Regions from separate parts of the Homo sapiens genome. Here region 2 is linked to region 1. Evidence: read pairs that join two places in POLR2A ChIA-PET (ENCODE). Cell type or tissue: Caco-2. All regions are shown on one strand. Links, peaks and the distances in the headings refer to the core of each region. The heading gives the core; the rest is flanking DNA.

Region 1 (12,243 bases), core at 2,288-10,287:
TCCCTATGGTGAAGGATCTAAACACAAAGTCTTGTTTTTTGTTTTGTTTTGTTTTGTTTTGTTTTGTTTTGTTTTTGAGACGGAGTCTCACTCTGTTGCCCAGGCTGGAGAGCAGTGGCACGATCTTGGCTCACTGCAACCTCTGCCTTCCAGGTTCAAGTGATTCTCCTGCCTCAGCCTCCTGAGTAGCTGGGACTACAGGTGTGTGCCACAACGTCCAGCTAATTTTTGTATTTTTAGTAGAGGAGGGTTTCACCATATTGGTCAGGCTGGTCTGAACTCTTGACCTCGTGATCCGCCCACCTTGGCCATCAAACCTGGCTAATTTTTGTATTTTTAGTAGAGATGGGGTTTTGCCATGTTGGCCAGGCTGGTCTCAAACTCCTGACCTCAAGTGATCCACTCACCTTGGCCTCCCAAAGTGCTGGGATTACAGACGTGCACCACTGCGTCCAGCCCTAAACACAAGCCTTAAAGTAGGGTGGTCATTCAAGTTATTACCTAAACTGGGACAGATTGGGAGTGAAAGTGTTATTAATAACGAGAATGCATCATTCTACCTTGGAGGCATCTTTGGGACTGGGACTTTATATACTGGAGAAGAAATAACCAAAGAGTTATTATGTATTATATATGAGTCAGGAAACTTGTTTTTATAGTCCATTATCTTTTAAAAAATTATTATTTACAGGTCAAGACTGGAGGATCACTTGAAGAGAGGAGTTCAATACCAACCTGGGCAACATAGTGAGACCCCCATCTCTAAAAAAAAAAAAAAATTAAAATTGGCCAGGCATGGTGGCCCCTGCCTGTAGTCCCAGCTACTTGGGAGACTAAAGTGGGAGAATCCCTTAAACACAGGAGTTTGAGGTTACAGTGAATCTTGGGCAACAGACGGAGACCCTGTCTCTAAAACAAACACATAAATAAATATTTAAAAAGGAATATCTGCTCACTGAAAAAAATTCAAATGATAAACAGCTCTCTTCTATCAAATAAGAATAAAACTAGCACACACTTCATCGATTTGCTATGAGGATTAAATGAGTGTAAAGTGTTTAGAGCAGCGCATGGCATAAGTTTGTAAGATAAAAATAAAAATAAAACTGTTTAAAAAGGAAAAAAGCTCTTTTCCTCACCTCTCCCATCTCTATATCAGTCATATGTTTCAGAGGTAGCCATATTATTAATTTATTGTGTATATTTCTAAAATTTTAAAAAATTTTCTAAAAAATTTAAAGTAATGTACTTACATGAAGCAAGTGTGGCAAAATTTTGATAAATTGCTAATTCTGAGGGATTAGAATATGAGAGTTCATTGTACTATTTTCTCACTTTTGTGTATGTTTGAATTTTTCATTAAAAGTTAAATATAGGCCAGGCGTGGTGGCTCATGCCTGTAATCCCAGCACTTTGGGAGGCCGAGGTCAGATCACCTGAGGTCAGGAGTTTGAGACCAGCCTGGCTAACATGGCGAAACCCTGTCTCTACTAAAAATACAAAAAAAATTAGCCAGGCATTGTGGCGGGCTCCTGTACCCAGCTACTCAGGAGGCTGAGGCAGGAGAATCTCTTGAACCTGGAAGGTGGGTTGCAGTGAGCCAAGATGGCAGCACTGCACTCCAGCCTGGATAACAGAGTGAAACTCTGTCTCCAAAAAAAATATATAAAAAATAAAAATAAAATAAAAATAAATAAATAAAAGTTAAATATAGTTGGCTGCGAGTGGTAGCTCACACCTGTAATCCCAGTACTTTGGGAGGCTGAGGCGGGAGGATGGGTTGAGCCCAAGAGTTTGAGACCAGCCTGGGCAATATAGCAAGACCTCATCTCTACAAAAAATCAAAAACTTAGCCAGGCGTGGTGGTGTGTCGCTGTAGTCCCAGCTACTTGGGAGGATGAGGCAAGAAGAACACTTGAACCCATGAGGTTAAGGCTTCAGTGAGCCATGATTGTGACCCTGCCTCAAAAAAAAAAAAGTTATATACAGTTGACCATTGAACACTGCAGGGGCTGGAGTGCGGACCCATGATGTAGTTGAAAATCCATGTGTAACTTTTCAAATGGCCAAAAAACATGAAAAAAATGCTCAACATCACTAATGATCAAGGAAATGCAAATCAAAACCACTATATGATACCACCTTACTTCCACAAGAATGGCCATAATAAAAAAAATTTAAAAAATAGATGTTGGCATGGATAAGGTGAAAAGGGAACACTTCTACACTGTTGGTGGGAACGTAAACTAGTACAACCACTATGGAAAACAGTGTGGAGATTCCTTAAAGAACTAAAAGTAGAACTACCATTTGACTCAGAAATCCCACAACTGGGTATCTACCCAGAGGAAAAGAAGTCATTGTTGAAAAAGGTACTTGCACACACATGTTTATAGCAGCACAATTCACAATTGCAAAAATGTGGAACCAACTCAAATGCCCACCAATCAACGAATGGATAAAGAAACTGTGGTACATATATGACGGAATACTGCTCAGCCATAAAAAGAAATGAATTAACAGCATTTGCAGCAACCTGGATGGGATTGGAGACTATTATTCTAAGTGAGTAACTCAGGAATGGAAAACCAAACGTTGTATGTTCTCACTCATAGGTGGGAGCTAAGCTATGAGGATGCAAACGCATAAGAATTATACAGTGGACTTTGGGGACTCAGGGGCAAAGGGTGAGAAGGGGTGAGGGGTAAAAGACTACACATTGGGTTCAGTGTACACTGCTCGAGTGATGGGTGCACCAAAATCTCACAAATCACCACTAAAGAAACTTACTCATGTAACCAAATAGCACCTGTTCCCCCAAAATCTATGGACATAAATAATTAAAAAAAAAAATCTATGTATAACTTTTGACTCTCCCAAAACTTAACTACGAATAGCCTACTGTTGCCCAGAAGGCTTACCAATAACAAACTGTCGATTAACACATATTCTGTGTGTTATATGTATTATATACTGTATTCTTACAATAAAGTAAGCTAGAAAAAAGAAAATGCTATTAAGAAAATCATGAGGAAGAGAAAATATACTTACTATTCAATAAGTGGAAGTGGACCGTCATAAAAGTCTTCATCCTCGTTGCCTTCACACTGAGTAGGCTGAGGAGAAGGAGGGAGGAAAGGGGTTGGTCTTGCTGTCTCGGGGTGGCAGAGGTCAAAGATGTGGAGGACGCAGAACAGGAGGCAGGAAAGGCAAGCACATTCAGTGTAACTTTTTTGGAAAAATTCTGCATATAAATGGATCCATGCAGTTCAAACCTATGTTGTTCAAGGGTCAACTGTATTTACATAGCTCAAAAAGCAACCAAATACAAGGTTATAGTTGTCTTCTATTAAGTCCCTATAGGCAACCTTTTTGAAAATGATTAGTTACATCTTCTGATATGTACTTCCCTACTTCTGTGGCCATATCATGCTTATATTGCTATTTTTGACTTTTCACTTTATCTCTAATATTATAGATATCATATGTATTATGTGTACATATATCTATAAATATTCAGGAATTTTAACAATTATTATTCTCTGAATATACCTTAAAAACACACCCTGGCCAGGTGAGGTTGCTCACACCTGTAATCCCAGCACTCTGGGAGGCCGAGGCAGGTGGATCACGAGGTAAGGAGATTGAGACCAGCCTGGCCAACACGGTGAAACCCCGTCTCTACTAAAAACACAAAAAATTAGCCGGGCATGGTGGCACGCGCCTGTAGTCCCAGCTACTCGGGAGGCTGAGGCAGGAGAATTGCTTAAACCCGGGAGGCAGAGGCTGCAGTGAGTTGAGATCACACTACTGCACTCCAGCCCGGGCAACAGAGCGAGACTCTGTCTCAGAAAAAAACAAAACAAAACAAACCACACCCTGTCTTTTTTTCATGGATGTGTTTCTTATACCTCTCTGAGGTTATTAATTGCAGGTTTGTTTGTTTTTTTAAGCTTTCTTCTCTTCTCTGAATATTCTTTGATACTTTCAAGTTCTTTTTTTTTCTTGAGATGGAGTTTCTGTCATCCAGGCTGTAGTGCAGTGGTGCAATCTCGGCTCACGGCAACCTCCACCTCCTGAGTTCAAGTGATTCTCATGCCTCAGCCTCCTGAGTAGCTGGGATTACAGGCATGTATCACCATGCCCAGCTATTAACTAATTATTATAGAAGATGAGGATTGGGATCTCTTATGTCACCACCTATAATCATTTTGTCTTTGGCCCAATATATTTATATCACAATTTGGGGTAAAAATCAATCAATATATCACATTTATGTATATAAGTGTGTAAATTTTTTTTTGAGATGGAGTCTTGCTCTGTTACCCAGGCTGGAGTGCAGTAGCTCAATCTCAGCTCAATGCAAGCTCCGCCTCCTGGGTTCAAGCAATTCTTCTGCCTCAGCCTCCTGAGTAGCTGGAATTACAGTCACCTGCCACCACGCCTGGCTAATTTTTGTATTTTTAGTAGAGACGGAGTTTCACCAAGATGGCCAGGCTGGTCTCGAACTCCTGACCTCAGGTCATCCACCCACCTTGGCCTCCCAAAGTGCTGGGATTAGGGGCGTGAGCCACTGTGCCCGGCCTGGTCTTTATCTTTTATGTTAGAAACTTGTCCTAAATCATTAGCATCTTTTCCTGTCCATCAATACACAAAGGTAGGGCACTAAATGACCGCTTGAAAGCTCTGTGCTAATTTTAGGACCTGTTGATTAGTGGACATCACTGAAGAATGATCAGTTGGAGACCCGGATGTTTTGTGGGGGGACTCTGATTGTCAGTATTTAGAGGTCTTTTTTGGGGGGCTGGTCAGTTTGTTCAGTTTCCAGCTTGGAGGGCTGAACAATGGAAGACAGCTGCCAGCTTTCTGAAGTTCAAGATGGGGGAGATAGCTACTCCCCAAATTTAACCAGCTCATTTCAATATAACATGGGTTAAACATTGAAAACTTCAAACATATATAAAAGTAGAGAGGAGTATAATGAACCCAGCTCCAACGGTTATCAATTTATGGCCAGTCTTATTCTATATATTCCTCAGCCAACTCTACCCCCTAGATTATTTGATAGCAAATCCAAGATATCACATCATTTAATTTATAAATATTTCAGTTTATATTTTTAAAGTAAATGACTTTAAAATAACCATAATATCACTAGCACATCTAAAAACTTAATAGTGTCCAGTTAATGCAGTGCTTACATGTCCCTGATTGCCTCATAACATCTTCTACTCTTCTTTCTCTTCCTCCTCTTCCTGCTCCTTCTCCTCCTTTTAATTACTTGCAAGATTCAAATATAATGCAATTAGTTGATATATCTCTCAAGTCTGTTTTAGTCTATCCATTTTTTTCTCTCTTTCAATTTTTTAATTGAGGAAGCCAGGATATTTACCCATAACCTGGAGTTTTTGGATTGCATCCTTGAGGTTCCTCTGCTCACAGTATTTTCTGCAAGATAGTAGTTACATCTATAGGCTTGATTAGATTTAGATTAGATTTTTTTTGAAATATCACTTTATTTATTTATTTATTTATTTATTTATTTATTTATTTATTTAAGATAGAGTCTCTCCCTGTTGCCCAGGCTGGAGTACAGTGGCGTGATCTTGGCTCACTGCAACCTCGGCCTCCTGGATTCAACCCAAGGTATATATAGCTCATATAAGAAAGGCAGTAGAAATGCTTGGTTTTTTTTTTCGATCAGTTTACCAAATTATGAGTTGGCTCTCTACCATCCTTCAAAGAAGATTAGTAAGGTTTTTCTTTTAAGTATAATGATTATTCATGGATTTAAATTTATTAGATGAGTTTCAATCAATTGCAGTTATTATAAACACTGATGCTCAATTGTATCATCTTTGGCAAATGGGAGCCTGTAATTAGTGCACAAGTCCTTTTGAAATGACCCTAGTAGTCTTTCATAGCTTCCTCGCTTTCTGGTATAAGATTTCCAGAATGATCTTGTACATGTCCTGTTTCAGATCTGAAATTTTTCATTTCCCCCAAAGAGCCCTGGTTCTTTTTAATGCAAAATGGTATTTAAAGACCACAGTCTGGAGACTAGAGGTGCTTATTGCTACTGAGTTGGTTGGTTTCTTGTCTTTTTCAATGCATAAAGCCATGAAATACATTTTTTAAAGATAAAATACATCAACAGTTATTACTGATACTTCCAAATCAAATGCAAGACTATGGGGATTTTACTAATCACCACTGATCTTCCATCTGTTTTTGTTTGTTTATTTCTCCCTTACCAAAAAACTCTAAGAACATCAATCTCATTACTTATTGGCTTTATTAGTGTATATCCCACTAGGGATGTATGTAGAGTCAATTACTGGATTTTAAATTACTTGAAATAGTTTATCTATGTGATTATAATACCAACTTAGTAGATAAGTTCATTTGTTTCATTTTGCTTTTGATTTTTTATGGATTACTTATTTACATACTTGATTTTATTGTGTTATTATATAAAGTATCTATATGGTTTTAATCTATTTTTAAAAATCTATTGAAAATTTATACTCAGTGATGTCTACCTTCTACCCCATCCTCTTCACTTTGTTTCCTCCTTTCTCCAATAATTATTTTTAAAATATTTTGTTTATCTTTTCATTTCAAGAAATGTAAGCAAATAAGAATATATATTCATATCCATCCTTTCTTTCTTAAACACTTGCCCATTACACACATTTTAATCCACCTTAATATTGACCTTTTAAAAAATGTATGTCTAGGAATATGTCACTTGTTTATCCTTTGGCTCAACCTGCTCCCTGGTTTTTTTCTCACTGGTTTGTCACACACTTCTAAAAGCAGATACCCAATGACAAGAGCAAGAATGTGCTTTAAAGGCAGATGTGGATCTGAGTCTGAATTCCAGCTCTGCCCTTTACTTGCTATGTGACTTTAGACAAATATGTTTAATCTCTCTGGGTCTCATTGTCTTCATCTGTAAAACGAATAAGATAAAACCTTCTTCCTTGGGTTATGGTGAATAATCTGCAGAAGAACAGTGCCCAGCACATAGTAAAGATCAGATATGTGAGTTGTTTTCAATTGTGTTACTCTGGGTTTTCTTTTATATTCTTGTCAATGTGATGATTCCAAGAATCTTACAAGTACTGAATATGATTTGCCCTATTTCAGCTCCTGAAGGAGCAGACACCTCTCAGGCTAAGTGAACAGTCAAGAGCACTGAAAGGGGTCAGGGCTGCTCAGATAGTATCCACAGTTGGGGGCTGGCTTGCTTTGATCCTGGCCAGCCTAACAGAGCTATGTCCTGTTCTGCAAAGCCACCACCACTTCTTGCCTTCCTTCTTTTCTTTTCCCCTTCCCTTCCCTTTCCTTTCCTTTCTCCTTCCTTCCTTCCCTTCCTCCCTCCCTCCCTCCCTCCCTCCCTCCCTTCCTTCCTTCCTTCCTTCCTTCCTTCCTTCCTTTTTTTTTGTTTTTAGAGTCTCACTCACTCTGTCACCTAGGCTAGAGTGCAATGGCACGAACTCGGCTTACTGTAACCTCCGCCTCCTGAGTTAAGTGATTCTAGTGCCTCAGCCTCCTGAGTAGCTGGGATTACAGGCGTGCACCACCACACCTGGCTAATTTTTGTATTTTTTAGTAGAGACAGGATTTCACCATGTTTGGCCAGGCTGATCTTGAACTCCTGATCTCAAGTGATCCACCTGCCTCAGCCTTCCAAAGTACTGGGGTTACAGGCGTCAGCCACTGTGCCCAGCCCCCAGTTTTCTTTCTCGGCTGAGCTCTTTCCTATCCCAGGCTGCAACATCCTTCCAGAAGCTTCTTCCAGCCTCTGCAGCATCCTGAGGAAGCTTCCTTTTAAACTTGGAAAGGGCTTTCTTACTCTATTCTCAGAGCCCTGGGGCTTAGGTTAAGAGCTCCATCCTCTTCCCTTCCACTGCCTTTGAGGTTTTATGATCATGTGACATCATTACCACACTCTGCCATCATGTGATTGCATCATTATATCGGTAACCATTACTAAGTTAACACAATTACACTGTCAGATTGTCATATCAAGTTGCTGGGTTGTGTGCCTTGTTACAGTCATTTCAACACTACAATATCACTGATTACATGGTTACCTCATTATAGCCCAGTACTGTTAACCTATAGTGCACCGACCCATCATTTCCTGGCTGACAGTAGCAAATTGCCATATGGTTATACTGTTTTTGGATTACATCGTTACAGCCCTACACTACACTATCACTTGTATCTTGGCAGTGATACATCATCTTTACTGTGCTATGGTATTATAGGATTATTTTGGGTTAATACTATACTGTTACTTTGTTACAGAATTAAATTGGCCCATCCAAACTGCAATGCAAAACTGGAGACTAGGAGAGTGGGGCAGGAGGGTATATCTCCCCATTCTACATCCAGAGGCCAATTTACTCCCCTGAGCTACTTCCCTGTAATTCTGTCTATTGGCCATCATGCCCTGGCATGTCAAACTCAGGCACAAATACTCAATATGCAAAGGCATGTCATGATCTCTAGCCCCAAGTTAGCGTCTCTTCTTACCTCTGCTGGTGGCCCATCAGCTGCCAGGCTCTTGGAACACCCTTGGAGGCAATCATCTTTGCCCTATCTCTCCTCCTCACCTTCATAACCAATTGGCAGCCAAGTCCAGATATGCTACCTCAGTGAGGCTACCACCAGGCCTTCTTGGGCCAGACACTTGGAGATGGAGCCCACCCAGCTTACCTGTCCCCCTCTGTCCCTCAGGGAGACTTCCTTATCACAGATCTTCCTTCCACAGGTCAACCTGCATCTCTCTCTCTCTCTCACTCTCACTCCATTTCATCCCCCATCTCATCATTGCACTAGCCTTCTAATAGTCTCCCTGCCTCAAACTTTCCCTTCAACCACCTTGTCTGGCAGCTAGAATTAACTTGTAAATAAAACTTTGCATCAGGTCACCTTAGAAGTAGTCAGTGCCCTCCCCCCAGTTAAGGATAGGAAAATGGTCAAACAGTCTGGCATTGATTGCCCTTCACAAACTGGTCTCCCTGGCCCTCATCTCTCTCATCCAGTCAGTACCCAAGTCTTGTCAGTTCAACCTCCAGCAAATATATGAGTATCAGTTTTGGAAAGTTCCCTTTCCAACTATTACCCAATATTTCCAACTATTACTTCTCCCTTGAACAACCCCATGCTTCAGCCAGCCCATGTTTGCACAGAGCCTGCTTCTTTCAGACCCCACTTCCCTACTCTTCTGGGAAGTCCTCCTAACCATTCTCTCTGCCATTCTACTCTGCAGCCCTCAGCAGCCTCTCCCTCGTCTGAGCCCACAAGGCACAGCTGATTTGGGTCAGTTTGATGGGCTCACAAATATTCTCTGAGGGTTTCTCAGCCTCTAGCCAACCCAGCTTGTCTTGGGCTATCAAGAGAGTTCTGACACTGGGGAACTTGGCCTCAGACAAGGGGGAGAGCCAAGACAGGGCTAGGCAATTCTTCATTCAGTACATTTATTCTGGTATCCATTAAATGCCAGGCTCTGAGAAAAAAGACATTGACTCCACTCTTGTGAAACTTAACATTTTTGTGGAAAGACAGATAATGCACAAGTACTTGCCAGATGACATGTTGATGAATGAAAAAATTTGAGGAGCTGTAAAAGCATATCAAGCAGTCAGGGAGGGCTTCCTGGTGGAGGTGACATTTAATCTGCGATCTTAAGGATCATCAGGAGTTAGTCAAGTGAACGTGGGGATTGCAGGGTAGGAGTACTTCATGCTGAGAGAACAGCCTGTGCAAAGGTCAGAAGGGAGGGGCAGTGGGGCTGGAGCAGAGAGCAAAGGAGCATGCTGGAGGCAAGGCCAGGGCACAGGCTGAAGCTTCGTGGCTTGTAAGTCAAGGGTTTGAACTTGATCTCTTGCAGGCCCATGATGATCCCCAGAAGAGTGTTAAGCTGGATGTTAGTATCAGGGAGGGAGGCAGTGCAGCAGGATGTTATTTGCATTAAAAAAAAAATAACATTAGCCACAAGCAAGAGCCTGAATCAGGAGAGCAGGCAGAGCAGATGATGGCTCAGCCTTGACTGGTGGCAGAGAGCTAGAAGCAAGTGGACCAGATGTGATGTATTTACAGGAGGCTGAACTCTCAGGATTTGGATTTTGATTGGATGGGAGAGATGAGGGAGTGGGAGGAGTCAAGGATAATGATGGGATTCTGGCTTGAGCCATGGAGTGGATGATGGTGCTGTTCTCTCAGATTAGGATCAATGGATGGGACAAAATTGTGCCTTGGGTTCTGCACACATGTTCACCTAGGATGTTTGAGAATAATGACAGGGGAGTGTGGGGAGTTTGGGCCTCACCCAGTCAAGGGGTTGAAGAAGTCTTCCTGGTTGGACTAGCTGATGGCAAGGCCATGACTAAATGTGGCTGAGGGGCCAAGATAGGAGGTTGGGCCTACGACTGGGATCTGGGGGGACCTGAAAGTCAGAGGAGCAGGAGGCCTGGAGGCTTGGAAGGGGACCCAGGGTGGCCCAAGGCTTGGGTGACTCCAGCATTGGTTGGTGACAGACGGCTAGGTTGGGCTGGGCTGCCCTCTCCTCCTCCGATAATTAATCCCGCACGGGGGCCGCGGGCGATGACAGGGCTGTCTAGCGTGCACTTAAGCATTAAATGACCAATTTCTGTCAGACTAACTTCCCCAACCTCCCCATCCCCTCCCCTGCTGCCCACCCCCTGCCTGTACCCCCTCCTCCGCCCCCTGCACTCTGAGTTTTTCAGCAACTGATGGCTCCTGGTTCATTTCTGTGGAATTAATTGGTCCCTGAATGAATTCTGTTGACAGGGCAATTTATCATGTGTTTGGGCTGACAGTGCGGGTGTTGGGGGTAGGGGGTGGGGATATGGACTAGGGGGGACGGGATGAGGGGGAGGAGGGGGTTTGAGTTGGGGTGAATATTGACCCTAGATGGTACCAATGCAAGGGCTTGGGGTACCATAGAACACCCCAATTGTGGCTTCATCCTTGGCTACACATCCTGACCTCACAAGTTTAAGAGAAAACCCCAAATTGGAGAGGAGCCCCCAAACTTTGTCCGGTCTCTCTAACTCTTCAATCAACCCAAATGGGGATATGGTCACTGGGGAAATGCAGCACCACCCTACATTAACACTCATAAGGCTGGAATGGGGCCTGGGGTTCTGGGTGAGAATAAGGGAGAGTATGTGTGTGTGTGCGCATGCGTGTGTGATGAGGACGCTCATGCACTCAGAGTGAAGAACTGATTAGTCTGCGGGGTAAAGGGGCTGGTCCCCAGGGAGTTGGGCGCTCAGCCGGCCTGGCTAACAGGGGCCTAAGGGACTGGCTAATTAGGGTATTGGAATGGTTTGGTCATGCAGAGGTGTGGGGGGAGGCTGGAAATGTTCTGGGCCCCAAAGAGCAGCTTCCTTTGTCTCCCTCCCCTAGTGCCCTACCCTGCACCCTCAGGGGTCCCCTTAGATCACCATTCATCTGCCTCAATGCTTACAGAGACCCACCCCAGAGACCTCTGGGCAGAGAGTGGGAAGAGAGATAGGAAAAGGCAGTCCTAACTCTCAGATGGGGAAGGTGGCAGCAATAAATAAATCCATGCCTCCTCCTTCTGTAGATTAAAGAGCTTTCCCCCATCCCCTTCCCCATCTGAGTGCACCCACCTCACCTCTACAGAGCTTACTCGAACTCCTTCTGGCCACAGAGATTGCCTGAGCACCTACAGTCTAGAACTATGGAAGCCTAGAATGTCCAAGTGGGAAGGAGCCCTAGTGGTCATCTGGTTTTACACACAAGGAAACTGAGGCACAGAGAGAGTGAGGTCTGTTGAAGGTCACATAGTGACCTTGTGAGCCAGCCTTGTGACTCTCTTGTGGGTCCCTTTTGCCTTCAGTGTGGAGATGCCTCCGTACACACATGGTTTTTCTTCTGCCTCTAGGTTGCATGGTGGGAATTCTTTGGGGTGCAGGTGGTGGCTTTCTCACATAAGGCAGCTGAGGCTACACCTGGGCACTTGAGGATGAACAGTCACAGAGATCAGACTGTGAGCATGGGCTCAAGGTTCTGCCGGGGTCCAGTCAGCTAGGGAGGCCCCTTGGAGAAGGGAGATGTGGATGGAGTTTGGGAGTGGGGGCAGTGTAATCTTGGGGGCCTGGCTTCTGTGTCTTGAAGGATGGAGCCCAGGACCTCCCCACAGTGTGAGCTCTCCCTGCTGCTGTTGGCCATGTGCTC
Region 2 (12,243 bases), core at 4,244-12,243, 480 kb after region 1:
AGCATCTTTGTCAAAAATCAATTGGCCATAGATGTATGGGTTTATTTCTATACTTTCATGTCATTGATCTATATGTCTGTCTTTATGCCAGTACCACACTGTCTGCGTTACTGACCCTTTGAAGTAATTTTGAAATCAGGAAATGTAAGTCCTTCAACTTTGTGCTTTTTTGCATCATTTGTTTTTGGCTATTCTGGGTCCCTTGAATTAGAATGGATTTTAGCATCAGCTTGTCAATTTCTCTAAAAAAAAAAAAGGAGCTGGAATTTAATAAGGATTGCCTTGAATCTGTAGATCAATTTGGGGAGTATGACCTCCTTAACAATATTGTCTTTTAATCCATGAACATGGGATTTCTTTTTATTTATTTAGCAGGCCTTCTTTAATTTCTTTCAACAGCATTTTGTAGTTTTCAATGTAACAAACTTATGTACTTTTTTTGTTAAACGTATTCCTATTTGTTTTATTCTTTCTGGTGTTGTTATAAGTGGAATTCTTTAATTTCATTTTCAAATTATTGATTGCCAGTTTAGAAATACACTTGATTTTTTGCATATTGATATTATTATATCCTGCAACCTTGCTGAGCTCATTTATTAGCTTTAATATGTGTATGTGTGTGTATTCTCTAGGATTTTCTGTATACAAAGTCATGTCATCTGCAAATAGAGATAGTTCTTCCTTTCCAATCTAGATGCCTCTTCCTTTTCTATCCTGGCAGACATCTTTAGGAACTATCTTGGTTCTTCTAGGGAAACGTGAAAAAACTGGTGGCCATTTGGGCATTGGGAATTTCATTTCTATGCTGTTCTCCATTATTACCTTAATCTATTTTTTGTCCTTTTGCCCCACGGTTAATCTTGATTCCTAAACAGAACCTTAACTTCCTTATACCTTCCCATATGAAACATATCAAAATCAGGGTTCATTACTTTGTCCCCCTAAGAGCTCTTACTCTACAAATCACCCTTTCAGGTAAGCTCATCACATGTTCCTTCTCTGTCTTGAATTCAGTTGACCATGTTGATCAACTCTTTTCCACCTCTCTGATATATCTTTTTTCTTCTTCCTCTTTGGAACTTTTGCAGCTAATAATAAGAAAACAGCCCCAGATGAAATAACAGATATGCAAAATACAGATTCCTGGAGGAAGCATGGAGGTGTGTTTAATCAGAGGGAGCTCAGCCAATTGTGAAATAAGAGGAAATAAGAAAGTAGCAAAGGCCACATGTGGTGGTGTGCACCTGTAGTCCCAGTTACTTGGGAGGTTGAGGCAGGAGGATCGCTTGATCCCAGTAGTTCAATGCTGCAGTGAGCCATGATTGCACCACTGCACTCCAGCCTGGGTGACAGAACAGGACACTGTCTGAAACAAAAGACAAAAACGAAACAGAAAGCAGCAAAGAGAACAGTGAGGATAAATTGTATAAATTGAGGCTGGGTGCAGTGGCTCACATCTATAATCCCAGCAGTTTGGGAGGCCGAGGTGGGTGAATCACCTGAGGTCAGGAGTTCGAGACCAGCCTGGCCAACTTGGCAAAACCCCGTCTCTACTAAAAATACAAAAATTAGCTGGGTGTGGTGGCGGGCACCTGTAATCTCAGCTACTCGGGAGGCTGAGGCACAAGACTCGCTTGAACACAGGAGGCAGAGGTTGCAGTGGGGTGAGATCGCACCACTGCACTCCAGGCTGGGTGACAGAGGGGGACTCCGTCTCAAAAATTAAAATAAATAAATACATAAATATATTGGATCCTAGTTAATGGGAGACAAAGTAGAGACTTGGAAGAAACTGTGCAGTTACAGAATGGCTGAAAAAATATTCTGGCTTGAATATGTTAAGAAAAAGAGGGATAGGGACTCATGGCAGAAAACCGGATATTGATGAAAATGTCACCATTAAGGTCTAGCAAGGCCTCCATGTACATAGACTTTTGAGTTTGGATACTCTGAATTACTCTGAGGGACTCGTGCTTCTTGTCCAAGGTGAGGGCAACCTTAGATTAGAAAGCAAGGTGAGCTGGAGAACTGGCTCTGGGGAGCTCTTAGAAACCCAGGTATTGCTCAAGATGGCTCCTGATGGAATATGGAGCTTCTTCAAACTGTAAAAGAGTCTGCCCTTCTTTTTTCCATAAAAGGATTATCAGATAAAATATAGTAAAAGCTAGGCTGGGTGTGGTGGCTCATGCCTGTAATCCGAGCACTTTGGGAGGATCGCTTGAGCCCAGGAGTTTGAGACCACCCTGACCAACATAGTGAGACCGGCCTCTTCAAAAATAAAACTAAAAAAAATTAGCCAGGCGTGATGATGCATGCCTGTAGTCTCAGCTACTCGGAGGCTGAGGCAGAAGGATCACTTATGCCCAGGAGTTTGAGGCTACAGTGAGCTGCAATCACACCACTGCACTCCAGCCTGGGCAACAGAGGAAGACCCGGTTTCAAGAAAAATAATTTTAAAAGTATTAAAAGCTAAAAGGAAAAACCAAAAACCAAAACCGTTTCCACTTTGTGCACCTGTGAGCATGAAGCCCTCTGCTCCAGGAACATACAAGCCGTTCCTTGGATTGGTTTTCCTTTCTTCCTTCTGCTGTGCATATCAGCATTCTCAAGAAGCCATTTTATTCCCTAGAGGTGACTACTTTTCAGAAACAGGAAAAAGCTGGACTGCCCAGCCTGGGTTGCAAGGTAAAGAACTGCTTTTGGCTGGGCGCAGTGGCTCACACCTGTAATCCCAGCACTTTGGGAGGCCGAGGCAGGTGGATCATCTGAGGTCAGGAGTTCGAGACCAGCCTGACCAACATGGTGAAACCCCATCTCTACTAAAAATACATAATTAGCCGGACATGGTGACATGTGCCTGTAATCCCAGCTACTTGGGAGGCTGAGTCAGGAGAATGCTTGAATCCAAGAGGCAGAATTTGCAGTGAGCCCAGATCACACCATTGCACTCCAGCCTGGGCAAGAGCAAAAAACTGCTTTCCCAGGGAGCGCTTCTCCTGCTGGTCTTTTCCTCTCCCAGTGTCTTTATCTTAGGTCTATGTGACCGACCACGTGACACACCCGAGAACCCTGGCACTTCCCCAGGGCCAAGTTGCCAGCTGGTGTTAATGTGTTTGATTTAATGGCAGCAGACTCCTGGCTTCCTGCGTCCCAGAGTTTAACCTAAAGTTACCTTTAGGACAGCAGGGCAGGTTAATGGGGTATGAGTCAACCATTGTAACTTCTACTTCTTTTATACTCTTAAAGGTACAGACATAGATATGAGCCAGAGACAAATCCCAAGACTTTGAATCACAGCCAAAAGAAACTCCCAGACCCAGTGCAATCAGATTCACTTCACTTTTATTATGAACAAACACAATCTCAGATTAGTACAATTAGCTTCAGAGTTGATATTAATAGAAATTATTCCAAAATTATTCTTGTCACAAGTAACTACTATATCCCACATAAAAAGGGAAAAAATCCCACCCAATCACAGAAAAGGCATCCTCTGTATGTTTCCGTGGCAATGCGTTGTTTATGTATTCTCAAATTTTGTCTGGCTAGTTATCCACCGCTTCTCCAATGGATTCATTCAGTTTCTTGGAGAACCATATAGACTAATGACAGCATCTGGGACACACGGACGTATCAAGTTCATGGTGGACATTCCTATTATAAAAAATACTCAGGTCTTGAGAATTCCTGTGCTGAAGGATCCCAAAATGCTTTCTAAAAAGCATTAGTCATGCCTCAAAACTGCCCTTTGAGGTAGGTCAGTATTATTATCCCCATTTTAACAGAAGGAAAACTGAGGCACCTTATAGTTAAGTGACTTGCCCAGGGTCACACAGCAAGTCAGTGGCACAGTGGTTGGAGAGGCCCTGGCCTTAACCACCAGCATAACATGGCCACCTCGCTTTTTTAACCTTTCATGATGACCTATTTGAGCTACACTTACAGAGAATACACCCAAGATACTAGCAAACCAAGGAGAAAATTTTCCATTTTAAATGCTACAACCATCTTTTAACCCAAAAAAAAAAAAAAAACTTATAAATCAAATACATTCAAATTATTTCCACCCTCCATCAAATGTGGGCACTTAAGAAAAGCAGCCCTAACAAAAGTTTCCAGAATGAAGCCCAGAAGGGAATCCTGCAAATCGTGATACTGATAATCCTCCACTCAGGCCCCTTTTTCTACCAGCCACTTCAGTAGGGTCTCAGGTGCAAAGGGATTCTGCAGAGGGAGTGAGGGCAGGCTCATATGCAACACTGTGATTAGAAAAGATGTAAGGCACCTGAGCTAAGTTGTCAGCACACCCCCCAAAGCAAGGACTGTTAGAAATCCGGACTCTTGATCAGATCTGAGTTTATCATTAATGTGTCACTTGAATTGAGCTTTAGAATCTTGAAAATCGTGTTCCTTACTCAGCAGACACACTCCCACCCACACCCACAGCCACACATACATTGGGGCCCTCAGCCTGAGGTGCCATCCAGCCTTATGTAGGGTCATGGTACAGATCAGATCCATGGCACACGATTACAATAGGAAGAAGTGAAAGTTGTTTTTATTGTTTATATATTATCAAGCAGGCATCTGATGACCTGTGGAATTAGAAATACCAGCAGACATTTCCAAGGGGTAGGTGCACAGGTCAACAGAACTAAACTACAGTGATCTTCCCTTAGATCCTTTTCTACTGAGGTGAATAGCTCAAAAGACAAGGATGCCTTTAGTCCAGGCTAACCCCTGTAGCCTCTACGCAATTAACACAGAAGAAAGGCCTTCCTCCCTTCCAGCACTGGGGCTCAACAGTGGACTGAGTGTTTGGTAGTGTACATTTCCAATCTTAATAGAGCAAAGCCAGACTTCTGCTTTGATGACTGAGCTACAGGGACAGGAGTGGTCCAAGGTTCTCAAATTCTGTTTTTGTTTTTTTCCAGACTTCTATACTATTGTCTGCCCTAGGCTGTAGGGAATGCTGGTTAGTTTGCTGAACAGACACTGTGTTCAGCAGGGTTTGTGGTATCTCAAATCCCAGGTCTCAGCCAAAGCTTTGCAGTTCACCCTGACTCCAGGGAACAGGGCCTCCTTTCGAGGTGAGGCACTTGGGTTCTTGCCCTTGCTTCTTCCCAGTGAGAACTGTTTCCTCCTACTTCTACAAGCATTGCACTGCCAGCTGAGAGCACTGACTCAGGCGGGGCACCCTCACCAAGTAAGCAGGGGGCATTCAGCATGCCCTCTGGTTCTGACCCAGAGAGAGGGGACTGAAAATAAACCCTCTTTTGCTCTGTGGCTGGCCCACTGGCTCAACATGAGCGCTTGGCTTGGCTGTGCCTCATGAGAGAGGGAGGGAGAGAGAGGCTTTCTGGGCCAGAGATGTTTCTGGGAGGGTTTGCCAGCCTTGTCTTGAGCCATCAGTGTGGCAGGGGAGCACAGGGGTGTAGGTGGAGACACTGCGGAGGCCACGTGAAAGTGGCAGCTAGCTCTACTTTCAAAAGAGAAGCAGTGGTTCAGTGACCCTGAGCATTCTGTGTGCAGGAGGGAGCTGCCTGGACAGCAAGTCATCACTGCCTCTGAATACACACAAAGGAGGCTGCCTGTCCAGGGAAAGAAGAAAACGTTCAGGGAAGAGAAAGATCTGGTCAAAGAAAAGGGACAGACAGGGTAGAGCCAGGAATCAAGAATCAGGGTAGTGAAGAGATTCCTAACCCTGCCCCCCAGGCAGTTGTATACTTTAGGCTAGATGTTAACAGAGACCCCCTTCTCCTCAAAAAAAAATGAGTGAAGGGGCACAACACTGTGGAGAGAAGCCTTCTAGTTTTTACTCATTTCAAGGAGAAACTGGAACTAATTAATGAATGGACCTAATATCTAGTTTATTTTATTAAGACTCCCAATAACTCACTCAGTAACCTTCTCAAGCCCCTGGCAACGTGTTCTCAGATCCCTTCCTATGTGAAGTTCGCTCTTAGAAGCTGCCTATAGATCCTGTCCCTCAGCCTCTCCATCTCATGTCCAGCAGTGGAGAGGAAATTGGCATCCCAACTAATTCCTCCTCTCCTTCAGAGTTTTTTCCAAACATCCCTCTTTGGAAGGGAAATACTCTAATAGTTTAACGTTCTAAGCAATGTATATATGTATATATATTTTATTTTTGACCCGACTTCACCTCCTTAAATCCTTCCCTTTTTTTGGATGTTTGGAAATGCCACAGCCATCTTATTACTATGAGGGGAAGAACCAATATCCTGAAGATGGCAGAGCAGAAAGAGGAAAGAACTGTAATGAGCAGCTCATGGAATACTCAAAATTCTATGAGCTGCTGTTTTTACCAATTCTGGAAACACCCAACTTCAAGACTTCTTGATATATGAACTAAGAAATCTCCTTGTTATTAAAGAAAAAAAGAAAAGAAAACCCTTCCCCAGCAGAGACCACTTTTACTACAAACTTAAAATGTCTTTTCTTTATCCTCGGCCTCAACTATATGTTGCGGCATTGAATTAGCATTGCCAAACACCGCAGCCACTTTTTACCCCGAGCCAGGAGAGAAAGGAAGCATGCTATGTGGTGGGGCTTGAAGTCCTCATTAGGTAGGCAGCTGTATGTCTGATCATGGCGAGAGGTTCCTCTTGCTTCGCTTCCCTCATCCTTACATTCATACATGCTAACTCTCTCCCCCGACAATTTACCTGCTTTAGAAGCTTTGTGTCAAATGAAGTTGCTTTTCCATTCCATCTAGCAAAAGCCTGGGCTGAAGATAATCAACAGGGGACTACCCAGAAGATTCTGTTTTATCTCTAGCTCAAGCCACCTACTTCAAAGCTCACAACAGCTCAAGGAAAGAGAGTTATCTGGAGCAAAGACCATTCGTTTTAGGCTACAGAAAGGTTGTCTAGGCTTTGGAAGCTGGACACTGAGCAAAGACTGACCAGCTGCTTGCCTGGGAGGCAATAAGGGAAAGGAGGGCGATAGCAATAAAGTGAAAAGGAGGACAATGGGCCTAGAAGAGAGAGAGGATAAGAGAAGAAATAATATCAGCTTAGCATCATAAAGGCAGAGTTGTTGGCTTTCAATACTTTTGAATTTTAAAAGAATACTGTACTGGAATGGGTTAACATCATCATCTTTAGCATCCTGGTAGCATTATTCAGTAGTTAATAAACAGACATTAAAACCTCTGCCTGGCTGGTTTTTGAAAAAGGAACCTGAGGGACCCCAAACTCAGCCACTCTTGTAGTTTCCATCTCCGGTTCTTTTAATCCTGGCCAAGATGGCGGCCTTGGAGACTTTCTTCCGGTCATAGGCCAGACCGAGGGCGGCCATGCAATCAATGAAGAATGTGGTGAAGTTGATGTGCCAGCGGTACTCACTGGCAGAGTAGTCATAGGGAAAGGAGTGGTGGTAGTTGTGGAAGCCCTCACCTGAAACAAAAGCGAGAAGTTATGGAGTGACGGTGCATTGAGGTTTTCTTGATTTGTGCACACCAGTTAGCTAGCAGGGTACCTCACACCTGGGAGAAACTCGCTATTGTTGAATGGATGAATTCAGTCTCTTTTAATATGAACCAAACAGATCCCCTCAGAGGCATCTTTACTTTTATTATTTTACTTTTTTTGTAGAGACGGGGTCTTGCCATGTTGCAAGCAACCCTCCCACGTTGACCACCCAAAGTGCTAGGATTACAGTCATGAGTCACTGCGCCCAGCCAGTCAAAGGCATCTTAAGGAGTGATTGGAGACCCTGGTCACCCGTGGCTGTCTGGGAGCCTTGTGGGAGGAGAACTGACAGTTTCTCAGAGGATAAAATGACTAGAGAGAAGCTCCTACTTTTGGGAATGGGTATCAGGTTGGAAAATTCCAAATTCACTCTTGGCCCTGCCCTCAAGGCTCTGTGTGCATGTGCATGTGCACGTCCTTGCAGAATGAAGCACTCTGGCTATGACTCTTAAAAAAATGAGTAAAGAAGCACACCTTTCCCCACCACACTGGAACCACCTCTAGGGGTGGGAGGTTCCAAAAGAGTGGGCCCTGCAGCCAAAGATCAGAAGAAAGGCCAGCCCAGGGGCTGGAATGTCCTCAGCCACTGCAGTTCCCAGGGGCTGCTCCAACTTTTTTGAGCTTTGACCCTGGTGTGGGGGAGGTGCTGATAAAACAGAAGCTCTCTGAGGAAGAAAAATACCCTGTAACCTCTGAGATTTTGAGGACTCTTGGGATGAACATTTCACTTTGCTGGAGGGAGGAAAACAAACAAATTCTGGATTCACAGCAATTTCTCTAACGTGTAAAGCTTTGGAAACTCGACAGATAGAGAGTTTGCCAACGCTTGGCAGGACTCTTCTTTCTGAACCACAGCCAAAAATAATACTGACCCTAATCAGGCATGGATAAAGAATAGCTACTAAGAGCTAATATTTGGCTCTTTGTAGATAACAGTACCCTCAGACAGACCAGTCATGACATTAATCAGAAGCAAGGCAAGGAAGTCCTGCAAAGTAAATGACATCATCTAGGGCATTTCAAGGTATGTCCTCTCTCTGTGACACCTGATGATCTGCAGTGTGAACTGGGGAGGAGGGGGGTAGAATGCCAGGAATAAAGGTACTGAGGATTATTAATGTCCATTAATGGTTTTGCAGCTGGGCTGTGTGTAAGCACTAGCCAGGCCTTTGGTTACCAGATTTAAAATGGAATCAGATGCACACAGAGACAAGGGAGGAAAAAAAAAGAAGAGGGTCAACGGGTAGAAAGAAGACAGGACTTTGCAACTGGGGCAGCAAGAGACAGCCCAAGAAAGGCTCAAGGGAGAAGGTTAATTTGGCAGAGAAGATGAGCATGTGACAGTGGGGGAGGTAATTCAAGAAACAAAAAGATTAGGGTGGCAGGAAACAGAGCTGGAGGAGAACAAAGGGTGAGGTGATAAGGGAGGAAAGCAGCAGGCAAGGAGGAGTGAATGATAACAACAACAGGTCAGATATTGGCAGCCACTTTGAACTCATGGCCACCCAGAGGCTGGAGGTGGGGAAGGTCATTATAGATCCATTTGCGATACAGGAAACATCTCATGCCAGAAACTCCATTCCTATGATAATCTCAGATTTATACAGTGTATATGATTTATTTTAATCATGGGTTAAAGTAAGAATAGGCACAATGGTAAGAAGGTGCCTGAAAAGAGATATGTGAAAGTTAAAAAGAGAGAAAAAAAATGCTTTTATTTTTATTATATATTTTTGAGATGGAGTCTCTGTCACCCAGGCTGGAGTGCAGTGGCACAATCTCGGCTCATTGCAACCTCTGCCTCCCGGGTTCAAGCGATTCTTCTGCCTCAGCCTCCTGAGTAGCTGGGACTACAGGCACGTGCCACCATGCCTGGCTAAGTTTTTTGTACTTTTTTTTTTTTTTTTTTTTAAGTAGAGACAGAGGTTCACCATATTGGCCTGGCTGATCTCTAACTCCTGACCTCAAGTGAACCACCCACTTTGGCTTCCCAAAGTGCTGGGATTACAGGTGTGAGCCACCACGCCTAGACAAATAAATCTTTTTTTTTTTTTTTTTTTGAGACGGAGTCTCGCTCTGTCGCCCAGGCCGGACTGCGGACTGCAGTGGCGGAATCTCGGCTCACTGCAAGCTCCGCTTCCCGGGTTCACGCCATTCTCCTGCCTCAGCCTCCCAAGTAGCTGGGACTACAGGCGCCCGCCACTGCGCCTGGCTAATTTTTTTGTATTTTTAGTAGAGACGGGGTTTCACCTTGTTAGCCAGGATGGTCTCGATCTCCTGACCTCATGATCCACCCGCCTCGGCCTCCCAAAGTGCTGGGATTACAGGCAATAAATCCTTTTAATAAACATAGTAGGCCAGGCGCAGTGGCTCACGGCTATTATAATTCCAGCACTTTGGGAGGCCAAGGCAGGAAGATCACTTGAGCTCAGGAGTTCGAGACCAGCCTGTGCAACATGGCAAAACCATGTCTCTACAAAAAAATAGAAAAATTAGCCAAGCATGGTGGCATGCACCTGTAATCCCAGTTACTTGGGAGGCTGAACCCCGAGGATCGCTTGAGCCCAGGAGGTCATAGCTGCAGTGAGCTGTGATCACACCACTGCACTGAAACCTGGGCAACAGAGTGAGACTGTCTCAACAACAATTTAAAAGATAATAAAGATGGTTAAGGTTGAGAATATAAAGGAAGATTTTTAAAGAGAAAAAGAAAATGAGTGTTAGGCAATGACCTGCCTAAATGTGTGGAGTAGTGTGGTTGTCTAGATATTATTGAATGACCAATAGCACCAATTACTGGAAAGAAGAGGTCGCCAGATCTATTTAAGGAAAATTCATTCAGGGCCTTGGTGAAAGTCTATATTCAGTTGGAAAGAGGGACAGAGAAAAAAATGTAGATACTTTGGGAGGCTGAGGCAGGAGGATCACTTCAGCCCAGGGTTCAAGACCAGCCTGGGCACCATGGTGAGACCCTGTCTCATTAGAAAAGAAAGGAAAAGAAAAGAAAAGAAAGAAAATGAAAGGAAAGAAAAGAGAAAAGATAAGATCAACATTAGAGAATTGAGCAGGAACTTGTGATCACACTGCTTTATTGGGAGATTCCTGAAGGCATGTTGGGGGAAGGGATGTTCCTAGCCCAGAATAGAAGTAGAAGAGAGAAAAATAGAGGACAAGAGGAGACAAGAGGGTAGGTGGTAGTAAAGGGCCACCAGCAGTTATTTTGATGCCCTTCATAATGGCATCACCAAACAGTAAGGCACGGCACACTCTTAAAGCAAGGCATATCTGAGTAGAGTGGAAAGATAAAAAATACTTTGTGTGCATACTTGAAGTTCATAAAACACCAGGCTTACTGGCCACTCAGATGATCCCATTGTTCTATTTATGCATTCCTTGCCTCAAGCAAGACTGCAGTCCAGCCCAGAGTTGATGAAAGAAAGGAAAACTCTAAGGTGCTCATCATGTATGGCATTTGGTTTTCTTTTTTGTTTGTTTGTTTTGCTTTTTAATAGAAACAGGGTTTCACCGTGTTGGCCAGACTGGTCTCAAACTCCTGACCTCAGGTGACCTGCCCGCCTCAGCCTCCCAAAGTGCTGGGATTACAGGCATGAGCCGCCGGGCCCGGAGCATACATGGCATTTGGAAATTGTTTTAGAACCTGGAATCAAAATCAGTGTTTTTTTGTGTTTTGTTTCTTATCCTTTCATTTTTACATAAAACATGTTGCCTGACTCTCAAAAGCGTTTTCCAGTATACTGCCCCCTAATTTTATAGTGGAAAAACTGAGATACAAAGTAGCCATAAAAAACAGATTTATCTAGTTTTTCTGGCTCCTAGCCTAATCCCCTAATCAGCAGACCACTGGATGTAGTCTTACTTGGACAGCTGACTTACCCACAGCTCCAAGTGAAACCAGGATATTCTCCCGGGGGCTAATGTTCTTGTCATAAGGACGATATCCGAAGAGGTGGGCAGCACTGTTCACCAGCCAGGTGGCATTAAGCACCACAGCATATCGCAAGAAAGTGGCAACGAACACACTGTTTTGAAAAGTTTCACCCCAGAAATACCAGGGCACAAGCGTGGGCAGGATGAAGCACATCATCAGCAAGCCAGGTTTGTAGTACCTACATTGACAGACCAGACACCAGGTCAATGGAGGGGGACTCCACACCTACATGGATCTTCCACACTAATTGGGAGGGGATGGGCTGTCTTTCTTCCATGTTGAATTGCTTGTCTGACTCTAAGTTCATTGTTTTATTTATTTTTGTTTGTTTTTTTTGACAGGGTCTCACTCTGTTGCCAAGGCTGGAGTGCAGTGGCGTGACCTTAGTTCACCACAGCCTTGAACTCCTGGGCCAAGAGATCCTCCCACCCCAGCCTCCTGAGTAGCTGGGACCACAGGCATGAACCATCGTGCCCATTTAGTTTTTAATTTTTTGTAGAGATGAGGTCTCACTATGTTGCCCAGGCTGGTCTCGAATGCCTGAACTTTCCAGCAATCCTCCCGCCTCAGCCTCCCAAAGTGCTGGGATTACGGGCATGAGCCACCATGCCCGGCCATCGCTGACTTTTTACTAGAGCATAATACCACATTGGTAAGATAGGTGAGGTCCAAACTACAAACTAATGAACAGACGTCTCTCCATCCTTGGCTGGTTTTCCCATCTGCCTTTGGGCTCCTTTCTCTTTCTAATCAGCACTCTTTTTCAGTCTGTGTTTAGTGTCATGCCTCCATTTTCTGCTA

What was found. Peaks named below come from ENCODE experiments on the same cell type or tissue, not always from the same donor. Only the 100,000 strongest peaks of a DNase experiment are listed, where the experiment ranks them.
Region 2: POLR2A ChIA-PET joins it to region 1 with 10 read pairs; 2 of 35 experiments call an interaction of 5 or more read pairs at or near these places.

Annotation. Positions count from the first base shown.
Region 1 is chr10:100,834,999-100,847,241 of GRCh38, reverse strand. No RefSeq gene overlaps it. Among named protein-coding and RNA genes, the nearest start is that of SLF2, 72 kb to the left of the region's middle. RefSeq lists an enhancer at 1-211. In Caco-2, for the core only: no CTCF peak of the experiment used is centred there; no DNase peak of the experiment used is centred there.
Region 2 is chr10:100,355,909-100,368,151 of GRCh38, reverse strand. SCD (stearoyl-CoA desaturase) reads right to left here. Exons shown (of 6, transcript NM_005063.5): 5 at 11,388-11,620; 6 at 3,326-7,418. The coding sequence ends at 7,219. Among named protein-coding and RNA genes, the nearest start is that of OLMALINC, 12 kb to the left of the region's middle. In Caco-2, for the core only: no CTCF peak of the experiment used is centred there; DNase peaks (open chromatin) are centred at 8,091 and 8,972.